Linked DNA regions of Homo sapiens: all the other regions are linked to region 2. Evidence: chromatin contacts called from ENCODE Hi-C or POLR2A ChIA-PET data. All regions are on one chromosome and are shown on one strand. Each heading gives the region's core, a stretch centred on a gene start or an enhancer-like site at or near the end of the contact. The rest is flanking DNA. Distances are from core to core; before and after follow the strand shown. Region 1 holds the start of PHF12 (PHD finger protein 12). Region 2 overlaps RAB11FIP4 (RAB11 family interacting protein 4). Region 3 holds the start of RPL23A (ribosomal protein L23a).

Evidence for each region. Hi-C counts contacts between places; a loop is a spot of excess contacts on that map. ChIA-PET counts read pairs that join two places held with the same protein, here RNA polymerase II (POLR2A). Pooled maps may share reads with other maps.
Region 1: a loop to region 2 is called in a pooled map, with 4 times the contacts of the local background. The contact joins the promoter of PHF12 here to the enhancer-like site in region 2. A Hi-C loop is called at or near these places in 1 of 168 maps with a recorded cell type or tissue (CD8-positive, alpha-beta T cell) and 5 of 50 pooled maps. POLR2A ChIA-PET finds 5 or more read pairs at or near these places in 1 of 52 experiments (GM12878).
Region 3: a pooled map shows a loop between it and region 2 (11-fold over the local background). The contact joins the promoter of RPL23A here to the enhancer-like site in region 2. A Hi-C loop is called at or near these places in 6 of 50 pooled maps. POLR2A ChIA-PET finds 5 or more read pairs at or near these places in 2 of 52 experiments (B cell and activated CD4-positive, alpha-beta T cell).

What each region holds. Positions count from the first base shown.
Region 1 is chr17:28,949,715-28,953,407 of GRCh38, reverse strand. It overlaps PHF12 (PHD finger protein 12), which reads left to right and starts at 1,890. Exons shown (of 15, transcript NM_001033561.2): 1 at 1,890-2,513; 2 at 3,162-3,343. The coding sequence starts at 2,448. LOC105371716 (a long non-coding RNA gene) reads right to left here and starts at 1,806. Exons shown (of 5, transcript XR_001752822.2): 1 at 1-1,806. RefSeq lists enhancers at 766-1,387, 1,089-1,498, 1,599-1,648, 3,389-3,693 and silencers at 1,819-2,088, 3,599-3,693.
Region 2 is chr17:31,491,746-31,495,496 of GRCh38, reverse strand. All of the region lies in intron 3 of RAB11FIP4 (RAB11 family interacting protein 4), which reads right to left. Among named protein-coding and RNA genes, the nearest start is that of MIR4724, 41 kb to the left of the region's middle. Within about 2 kb of position 1,541, at least 16 of the 41 ENCODE cell types and tissues checked have a DNase peak (open chromatin) inside an H3K27ac peak, as active enhancers do; they include B cell, CD8-positive, alpha-beta T cell and GM12878, where a contact is called at or near this core.
Region 3 is chr17:28,718,734-28,722,116 of GRCh38, reverse strand. RPL23A (ribosomal protein L23a) reads right to left here and starts at 2,132. Exons shown (of 5, transcript NM_000984.6): 1 at 2,087-2,132; 2 at 1,227-1,410. The coding sequence starts at 2,111. SNORD42B (small nucleolar RNA, C/D box 42B) reads right to left here and starts at 1,567; the gene lies at 1,501-1,567. RefSeq lists enhancers at 1,418-1,577, 1,918-2,137, 2,568-2,617, 2,274-2,875, 2,876-3,383.

The DNA.
Region 1 (3,693 bases), core at 641-3,140, 2.5 Mb after region 2:
TGTTCCATAATGCCTCCAGGTTAACACAGCAGCACAGCTGGGCCCTGAGCAGTAGGAAAAAAAGCCAAAGAGAGAGGGCACATGAGGTTCTAAACTCTGAGAGCCTGTGACATAAAATATAGCCATAGGAGATAGAAAATCTTGCCTCTTTCATACAAACAATCTAGCTCAGCCCTCCCCTCTCTGATGGCCACATCTCTGGTCCACAGCTCCTGAAGTTTATTGTTGGCTCAGAATGGTAGAAAGCAGAGGGCAGCCAATTCACATGACATTCTCCACCCCACCATCCATGACCTTATCATTCTTTCCAGGCACCAAGAGGGTCATCAGAAAAGCGAAAAGTCAGGAAAACAGAAACCTAAGACTCCATACACTGACATCCCCACTCTGTCTAACTCATCCTCCTTACTGTCCCCAAAGCAAGCATAGTAATTCCTTAGACACAGTCGACATAGTGTAATGGACAGTGTCTGGCTTGAGAATCAAGAAATCCAATTCTTAGGTCTGCCATAAATGCACTATGTGACCTAGGCAAATCACTGCGCCTCCCTGTGCATCTGGAAAAGAGGGGATTAAATCAGATGGTCTCTAAACCCTTGCTAGTTTGACGACTCTGAGAATGCTGTGTCCCTTAACATTAAAAGTGGGCCGAGCACAGCTACGAAGCAACAATTCCAACTAAACCCCTAGTGTCAAGCACAACGATACAATTCTCTTTTCCACTGCTTCATCCACCATCAGGCAGCAATAACCAACCGCCCATCTCTGACGGCAATACCAAGGGGAGGAGCGGGCGCCCTGAAAAGGAGCATGAATCCCCGCCCAGAATGCGAGGCGGGCCCTCAGACTACAAATCCCGGCATGCAGCACTGACGCTCTCAAAAGTATCCCTTCCTGGCCGGCAAATGACTCTTCCCCGGGTCTATCCTACCATAGAGTGCATCGCACGCACATGGAACTACAGTTCCCACAATCCATCAGACCTATCGCGATTCTTGCTCCCAGGATGCAATGCGCCCCCGTTCGCCCTTTAGACCCTTTGGCGTTGCAAACTGGGAGTTGGAGTCCGGGGTACGCAGGTAGCTGGGCGTTGTCAGGATTACAAACTCTCCACTTTAGGCTTCCTCTTGAAGAGCAGATCTCAGGGACAGTGGTGAAGAGAGGGTGGTAACGGGCAGGCGGAACTCTCCAGTGCCACCACCACGCAAGGCAGGGATGCTGAGGATACAATTAACTGATAAAATTATCTGTCAGGAGCGGGAGAGAATTAGGAACCACAGTCATCCCACACGCCTCCAAAAGCGTCATTTTCTGTCTCAAATGGCTTTTCTCTTTACCAATATGGTGGCCTGGTCCAGCCACACCCGATGGTAGAACCAAACGGTCAAGTACAACATCCCTAGGAATACTGCTGTCACCGACAGGCGACCAGCTCCATCCAACACCACACCTTGCTCCTTTCTGTTCATGCCTGAGGACTCCAAGGGCATGATAGCCCATATCCCATTACCAAAATGGCGAAAGGAGCAGCTTTCTTGTGAGGGCCTGCGGAAGGCAATACGCCTGCGCGGGAGGCGTCTGTGTTATGGAGAGGAAGGGGGAGCACCCCCAACACGCCTGCGCAGAACAGAGTCGTCTTAGTTTGCACACAAACACCAATGGATGAACAGTCCCTAGCTTCCTGCGGCTGCGCCTTGACCCCTACAAGCTTTCTCAAGCGCCTGCGCGAGACCTCAGGTCCCGCCCTTTTGTCTCAGTGCGCTGGCGCAGGGCAGAAAGGTGGGGCTTCGGTCCTCCAGACGAATGCCAGCGCGGCTGCGCGCTGGGGGGTACTCCCTCACCGCGGCTGCGCGGGAGCCAGGCCGCCGGCTGTCACTGCGGTTGCGCGCGGCGAGCGCCGATCCCGGGGCGCCTGCGCGGGTGGCTTTGCGGGCGCTCGCGGTAAGTTTGCGCCAAGTGCGCGGCAGCCGGGACGCAGACGGCGGCGGCGGCGAGAGGCGGAGCCCGGGGACCACCCCCCATCACCCTCCCCCCAGTCACCTCACGTACCACAACCTCACGTAACCTCTCACCCCCCCTCCGATACCCCCAGCCCCGGGATGGCAGCGCCCGCCAGCCTTCCCGGCCGGACCGGCTGTCGCCAGTGCCGGCTTTAGCCTGTGGGACTAGGCCCCGCCGAGGCCTGACCCCCGGAGCCGGGACCCACTGTGCAGCCAGCAGCCGGGCCGGGACTGAGGGGCCGCTCCCCCCTCGCGGCCCGTCGGGAGGACGCTGTCGTCCCGGGGACTGGGGGCCGGGGGGTGGGGGGGAGCCAGGGCGAGGAAGTCGGGACCCGTATTGGGAAAAAAGCGGGGCCGGGGTCAGGAGCGCCCCCTCCCCTCACCTCCCCCCTCCCCCCGGGGTTGGGGGGGCCGGAGCAGAGAGCACCCAGCCCGGGAGGTGGATGAATGTGGGAGAAAATGGAGACCAAGACGATCGTGTACGACTTGGACACATCAGGGGGGCTGATGGAGGTAAGAGTGGCCCTCCTCATCTCCTTCCTCCAGCGCCGGGAGGGAACCTCCGCCCTCCGCCCCACAAAGCCAGTCCTAAACTCGAAGCGCCTAGATGGCCGAGGGAGGGGGATTCTTCCTCACCTAGCCTCTCCCTCCCCTCTTTGCAATTTAGGGGGCTGAGCTCAGCCTCCGAGGACGTTTGCAGCAGTTTCACCTACCCGCCGCCCTCGATTCGCTCTCCCGAGGCGCCAGCCCACTCCATCTCGTTGCACCGGCAGGCCTCCCCACCCCCTTCTTGTTGGCCCCTTTGTGCTTCCCCCAGCACGTCCGGGTACCGGGCTTTGGGCCTCTCCCGAGCGGGTCTTTGGAGTCCCCCACTGTCCATACAAGGAAGTGGCAAGAAGGGAACCGCGCACCCTCTTCCCATCCCCCTACCCTTGATCCTCCCCATTTGGAAGAAGCTGTTCTCGTTGTTGTGCTGCAGGAACGCGGTTAGGGTGGGCTCCCCCTGGTTCCGGGGGCTGAGAGATTCTGGGAGCAGCCTGGATGGGAGGAAGAAGGACAAAAGGGGGGAGAGGGGTGGGTGACGGAGAAACCGCGCCGGGGGGGCGACGGACCGCCCGGGAGCTCCGAGTGTGCACACACGCCGTTTGTATGTGTGTGCAGCAAATCCAAGCTCTGCTGGCTCCCCCCAAGACGGACGAGGCAGAAAAGCGCAGTCGGAAGCCTGAGAAGGAGCCCCGGAGAAGCGGCAGGGCCACCAACCACGACAGCTGCGATAGCTGCAAGGAAGGTGGAGATCTCCTGTGCTGCGACCACTGCCCGGCTGCCTTCCACCTCCAGTGCTGGTAAGGTCTGGGGACCCTTTTGGAGCTTCTTGGCGGACCCTTCTCTGCGCATTCCTTCACCCGGCCTGCCCCTGACTGCCGAAATAACGGGCGCTTGCAGCCGCTAGCTGACTTTCTGCAGCTGCCGGGGCGAGCACCTCCCCGCCCCCAGGTGTCCGCCGGGTTCTGGCAGTTTAGCGGGGAGGAGCAGCGGTGGGTCCGGACCCCGAGGTGGGGGTTGGGACGAGTGAAGAGAACCCCATATGGGATTGGAAGTCGCTGGGGAGCCGGGACAGAGCCGGCCGGGGACAGCCGGCAGTGGCGGGGGAGGAAGGGGAGGAGCTCCGGGCCCAGTGCCGCTTGCCTGCCCG
Region 2 (3,751 bases), core at 292-2,791:
CAGCTGAGGTGGGAGGATCACTTGAGCCCAGGAGGTCGAGGCTACAGTGAGCCAAGATTGTATCGCTGCACTCTAGCCTGGGCAGAAATGCGAAACCCTGTCTCAAAAAAAAAAAAAAAAAAAAAAAAAATCAGTCAAGTGGAGGCTGTCCTGCCCACCTAACCAGCCAGGCTAGGCCAGGCTAGCCAGCTTCGCCTGAGTGGAGCTATAGACCTCTGGGCAGCCAAGCTGGATGACTCTGTGGTTAACTACCAAGGGCAGTCACCCAGTGTGGCTGGGCGGTGGCACAGCCTGCACCTTTTTGTCTGGCTTTTCTCCAAATCTCCTGGGGCTTGTGGCCAGCCAGAGCCTCAGCATTTTAATAAGGCAGATGCTGGGGGCTGGCAGTGGCAGATGGGCAGCACTGCTCCAAGCCAGCTTTTCCAGCTAGGCACAGGTGGATGGACAGGCAGGCCCTGGCTGGAGGTGAAGGGCAGGTGGGCCGAGGTGTGGAGGGCCATCCTCCCCTTGGCAGGCCAGCCACAGCCTGGCAGTGTGAGCAGCCTCTGGAAGGACAGGCTAGGTACAGTCTCCCTCACTGAACCTGGGGAGAAGTCTGTTACCTCGGAAGCTGCTTGACATCTCATTCACAGACTGCCACACAAATGCTAGTCACTTCACCCCAGACCCAGAATCTGTATCTGCAGAGCCCGAGCAAGGTTTGTTAAAAACACAGAAGCTGGCTGGGTGCAGAGGCTCATGCCTGTAATCCCAGCACTTTGGGGGGCCGCGGTGGGAGGATCACCTGAGGGCAGGAATTCGAGATCAGCCTGGGTAACATAGTAACACCTCATTTCTACTTTTTTTTTAAAAAAATTAAAATTAAAATTGAAAAAAAAGATTTAAAAACCCACAGAAGCTGAGGAAGTAGAGTTTTGCTTCTCTTGCAAAGGCCCTTGAGTAATGGAGTTTTTCCGCTGCCACCTTCCTGTTTGGGCCATGACACTCCCCGGCAAGACATTCTGTTAGGTGCGAAGGTTATTAGTCACAACAATCAAACCAGCTGAAGCCTGCAGGAACTAAGAATAACAGCTCACCCCAAAGCACAGTTTTAAGTGCTTTTCATACATTTACATATTTGAGCCTTACCACGAACCCTGTGAGGGAGGTACTAGCCTCATCCTCTTACCACGAACCCTGTGAGGGAGGTACTAGCCTCATCCTCGTTTTACAGGTGGGGAAGCTGAGGCACAGAGAAATTAAATAACTTGTCTAAGATTCCACCAATAGCAAGGGGCAGAGCCAGGATCTGAACCCAGAGACAGCCTGACTCTGAAGGCATTTTGGTACTAAACTGGCCTGCCTCTCTAACCATCTAACCGTCCACGAGTGTCAACTAAGTAAAGGCCAGAACCTAGACTGGGCATCTTAAATCACCATGGCTCATTTTATTTTCACCATCACCCTGCGAGGCAGGTGCTATTATCAACCCCATTCTACCTGTTGGGCACCCCAACCCTCAGCCACCCCAAAGCAGGGGGGTGGATGAACAGGATGCCCCATCTGAATGCTGCCTGACACGCAAACACACACGTGTGTGCACACACACATATACGATCTGGGGCCCTAAACTGGACAGACTAAACCCAAAGCTGCTGCCCAAATGTGGGAGTGACTCCCTGGGGTCCTTAGGACCCCACAGAACCATGCTGCTGCCTGCCCACAGGCAGAGGGAGTGAAGAGTGAGGCCAGGGAAAGTGAAATCAGAAGGGTGAGGTCGCCTGTCCAAAGTTCCACAACTAGCGAGCAACAGAGCCAGGATCTAGACCTAGAAGTTTTCTGGCGCCCATTTTTTCTCCTTAAGGAAACAGGCATTGGGTGACAAAGCGTGGGATGCAGGTGTCTGTGTCTTAGGTAGGCATTTCTTCCAGGAAAACGAGGGAGCAGGGGGCAGGGACTTGCTGCTATTCTCGCTCCTATTCTAGGAGGGAGACTTGAGTCTGGTGCAGAGGGTAGACACCCCTCAGCTCCCTTACCCCAAGTTCACCGGAGCAGCAGCAGCTATTTGAAATGTGGGTTCCCTTTCCATGGTATCAGGCTTGCACAGCGCAGGGGGGTGGGGGGTGACCACAGATGACTAAAGAGAGAGAGCCCGCCCACTCTCCCACACTCCAGTTCTGTTTAGGCCTTCCTCTTTCTGGTACCTCAAAAGAGAAAGGCTCCCATGAGCAGAGCCACAGATATTAATAACTTCTACAGAGCTTTGTTTTCATCTGAATTAATGTTTACATTGTTGGGAAAGAACCCACTTGTCTGGGAAGATGAAGCAGGTTAGATCAATTAAAAATGTGACCAACAGTTGGAAAACTTCCCATTTCTTAAGGTCAGTCAAGAAGTGGGTTTGGAAGTGCTGGCATGACTAGCACTGGCCTGCTGGGCGGTTCTGGGCTGGAGGTCACTCAGACCCCACAGCTCTGGGCCATCACAGCCACCCCTCTGACCTTCATACGACCCTTGTAGGCTGCACGTCCTTCTGGTTGCCTATGTTCTCCTCCCCGTCTCATCTCCTTTCCAGGTCATGCGAAAAAGTGAAGAAGTAACCACCAAGGTTGTCTGGGTGCTCAGGGGGGTTCTGAGAATCTGAGCTCTTGTCATCAATGCTCTTGAGGGGGGCTCAGCTCCTGAAGCACCAAGACGCTCGGGACCCCTCTGAGCAAGGCCAGCTGGGCGCCCCCAGCATCCACTCAGCCTTGAATGGGGTCCACAGAAGCTGGCCAATGACAAATTCCATTCAATTAACAGTATTATGATGAAGCTGCAAACACTTGGGGAAGGACTGCCATGTGTAGTCAGACACTTGGCATGAGATAATGAGAAAATAGCTCCAAATGAAAACAGATAAGGGTGCAGTCCAGGCTTCTGGGGGCACCTTCTCTGCAGCCTGCCACCCAGTGTGGGCTCCAGATCATGGTGCTTGGAACCGTGGTCAGGCCCAAAGCTACAAATCCTCCCAGGATAACATGTGCTGGCCAGGAGAGGTAGCCAAGACACCCTGCTGAAGCCCCACCCACCAAAAACTCAGAGGGCACCCCAACCTTCAGCCACCCCATAGCAGGGGGGTGGATGAACAGGATGCCCCATCCGAATGCCGCATGACACGCAAACACACGTGTGTGTACACACATATATATGATCTGGGGCCCTAACCTGGACAGACTAAACCCAAAGTTGCTGCTCAAATGTGGGAGTGACTCCCTGGGGTCCTTAGGACCCCATAGAACTGTGCTGCTGCCTGCCACAGGCAGAGGGAGTGAAGAGGGAGGCCAGGGAACCCTTGAGGATCAGACAAGAGATGAGGAGACAGCCTGGGTGACACAGGCCAGAGTACGGAAAACACGGGCAGGCTGCTGGCTGCTTTATGAGCCTTGAGAGCAGGACCTGTCCCTACCCGACAGGAGCTGACCCGTGGGAACAGCAGGCAGGCCCAGGCAGCTGTCAGAGACACAGCTGTATGCACATCGCCGGCGTGCCCTTTGCTGGTTTGATTCGTGTGGTGGCAACAGCATAGTCTGGCAGGAAATGTTTCCACGTTCACATGGACAGGCTCGTCTGACCCAACTCAAGCTGAGGGCAGGGAAGTCTGTGGCAGCAGTGGCCACAGAAGCCTGTCCTCCAGAAATGCCTCAATGCCCAAATCCCCTCGACGCGGAGGCTCTGAGAAGGGCAGAGCAATGGAAGGCAGCTCGTGCCTGTGGATTTCTAGTCTCACTTG
Region 3 (3,383 bases), core at 883-3,382, 2.8 Mb after region 2:
TGCCACCACGCCCGGCTAATTTTTTTTGTATTTTTAGTAGAGACGGGGTTTCACCGTGTTAGCCACGATGGTCTCAATCTCCTGACCTCGTGATCCGCCCGCCTCAGCCTCCCAAAGTGCTGGGATTACAGGCTCGAGCCACCGCGCCCGGCCAGCCACGAGCAAATTCTTATGCATAGGTGAGGTTAAGCCACAGCAGTGGCTTAAGCACAACTGTAACACAGCTTTCCCCATTTAAAGTCACACTTGATTCTAGGTCCAGCTTGGTGGCGGGAGGGGCAGGAAGACAGTCTGTGAACTGCTTTCCTATATGAACACAATCCACTTTTTCTGTTAAGAAAGAGTAGAAGCAGCAAAAACCCATTGGTACTAACTACTACCATGGCTCTACTCAAATCTGTGCTCCCTAAAAAGTCAGTTATTACCGATAGCTCAAATACTCAAGTGCCCAACCTTCTGCCCATTCCCCCCCAACTGTTCCTTGAGCAGTATGAAAATTCGGGAAAATGAATGGAAAGAAGCTTCTATACACCGCAGCAGGCCATAACTGCCAAATACAGATAATGGAATCCCCACTATCAATCAAGAATCAATCCACGTTCTCACCCTCAAGGATTGTTCCCGATAGCAGTAGGAGCTATGAGCAAGGAATCTCTGTATTCTACTTTATACTCCCCCCAAAATAAGTTTTCAAACCGTGACCACATGTGAAGCAATAATTAACCTAACAAATTTTGAGAGACTCAGGGTTTTTTTTTTTTTGAGACAGAGTTTCACTCTTATTGCCCAGGCTGGAATGCAATGGTACGATCTCCGCTCACCGCAACCTCCACCTCCCGGGTTCAAGCGATTCTCCTGCCTCAGCCTCCCGCGAGTAGCTGGGATTACAGACATGCGCCACCATGCCCGGCGAATTTTCTATTTTTAATAGACGCGGGGTTTCTCCATGTCACTCAGGCTGGTCTCGAACCCCTGACCTCAAGTGATCCGCCCCCCCTCGGCCTCCCAAAGTGCTGGGATTACAGACGTGAGCCACCGCGCCCGGCCTCTGGGCTGATCCTGCCAGTTTTGTAAATGCAGCAGAAACAATCTCCTCATACTTCCAATTAGAGAAGCACACTGGACACAATTTGCGTTTGAGAAACCATCACGCAGAGTGAGTGAATTTCCAAATTACCAATGGAGAATACCCAAATCTTTTCATGGGTACAGGGGGCAGTACTGACTTGTTTCTCCTGGGAGCGCTCTTCCGAGGATATTTGGGCTGTCTCCGGAGTCGCAGTGTCTTCGGCCGCCGGAAGGTGGGTGACGTGCGGATCTTCTTCTTTTTGTGGCTGTGGACACCTTTCAACACTGCCTTCTTGGCCTTTAAAGCCTTCGCTTTGGCTTCAGCTTTAGGAGGGGCAGGAGCTGGGAGAAAAGGAAAGAAAACGTGGGTGCGGGATTTAGAAATCGGTCACTTCCGGCCCCAAGAACTGCAGTGGGCCACCCTGGCCACAGGTGCATCAGTGGTTCCTTTGAAGACATCACAAGTGTCAGGAGATTAAAACTTTTCCATCATATGCACGATACCAGAGGCGAAAGCGACCAACTCTAAGTAACTCCAGGGATACGACTATGAAACAAAGTAGCACTGAATGAACGCTTGATACTTTCCAGAAAATGTCCTACGAATTTTACACATACCCCATCGCAAAACCACGCTGCGGAGAGAGGGGCGGGTAATGTAGCCCGGTTGAACATGAACCAGAAGGAAAATGGTTAAAGCTGAGGGCACTAATTCCTTACAGGCCCGGGGACATGGAGCTCCAACCAGTGGATGCATGTAGCTTCCCAGAACCGAATGTCTGGCCCTCCCTGGCGGATGATGCCTGCCGCGTTGCCCCCCCCCAACTCCCTCTACCGGAACTCAGCCCACGAGGCTGGGCCCACGCGGCCCACGTATACTGCAGCGTGTCCGAAACGCAGGGAGCAGCCCCGGAGCAGAGCCCTCAGGGCTTAGCCCAGCAGCCGTGTTCCCAATTCGTTCGCTCTGCGGCGCGGCAATCCCCGGTAAACCAGCTGCGGCCCCATCACCAACACACACCTTCCTTCTTCGCTTTCGGCGCCATCTTGTGAAAAGGGTCTCCAATGCTCGTTCCCACGGGCTTATAGCGCCAAAGAGCACTAAAGACTCGCGATGCTTTGTACTTAGAGCTGATTGGGTAATTTGCAGAGCGGCGCCCTCTGGGAACGGTAGTTAGGTTTAATTTCTTTTTCGTGCGTGAACAAACATGCGCCACTCCTCCCCTCAAAGGCACTAAAGCTTCATGGGGGTTGTAGTTTTTTGTTTTTTGTTTTTTGTTTTTTTTTTGAGCGCTCTGTCGCCCAGGCTGGAGTGCAGTGGCGCGATCTCGGCTCACTGTAAGCTCCGCCTCCCGGGTTTACGCCATTCTCCTGCCTCAGCCACCAGAGTAGCTGGGACTACAGGCGCGTGCCACCATGGGGATTGTAGTTTTTTGAAGACACGCGTTTATTTGCTCAGGCCAGCGGACGGCGTAGCCGGCTGGCGCTCGGGTCTGGTCCCGGGAGCTTCCTATCTTGAGCAACTGCCAGTCTCAGGGAAGAGGATTGCCATGCCAGGAGGCAGGAACGCTGCCAAGAGGAAAGAACACATTTGGATTGACTCGGGAGTTAGATACAGCTAAGTTCTAGAGTGCTGGAGCAGGATTTGCTCGGTCGAACTGAGGTCCAGAGAGGAATGTGGTTTATCAATAACACAGTGATTTGGTGGCAGAAAAAAATCAAGTCAGGGCCGGGCGCGGTGACTCACGCCTGTAATCCCAGCACTTTGTGAGGCCGAGGTGGACGAATTGCTTCGAGCCCAGGAGTTCGAGACCACCCTGGGCAACACGGCGAAACCCTGTCTCTACAAAAGAATACAAAAATTAGCCGGGCGTGGTGGTGCGTGCCTGTAGTCCCAGTTCCTTGGGAGGCTGAGGTGGGAGGATCGCTTCAGCCCTGGAGGTCGAGGCTGCAATGAGCCATTCCAGCCTGGGTGGCAGAGTGAGACCCTGTCTCAAAATAAATAAATAAATAAATAAATAAATAATCGAGTCACGAGGGGGAAGTGTCAGAGGAAGTACAAGGCGGCCACACCTGCCCCTCTTTACCTGCGACACTGATACTGTCAAGTTTTACTGCGTTTCCTGATAATGCATTTGAAGTTCTATGAAAATTCCACACATTTCTCCAAGATTCGCTAGTTTTTCCGGTTAGTAACTTCACTCACAATCCCCTGCCCTAAACTAGTCTTCCCTTCCGTGTCCTGGTCATCTTTACATCCTCAAATTCAGCTCCAGACACAGAGAAAGGTTTCTTAACACTCAGGTTCGCTTCTCCTA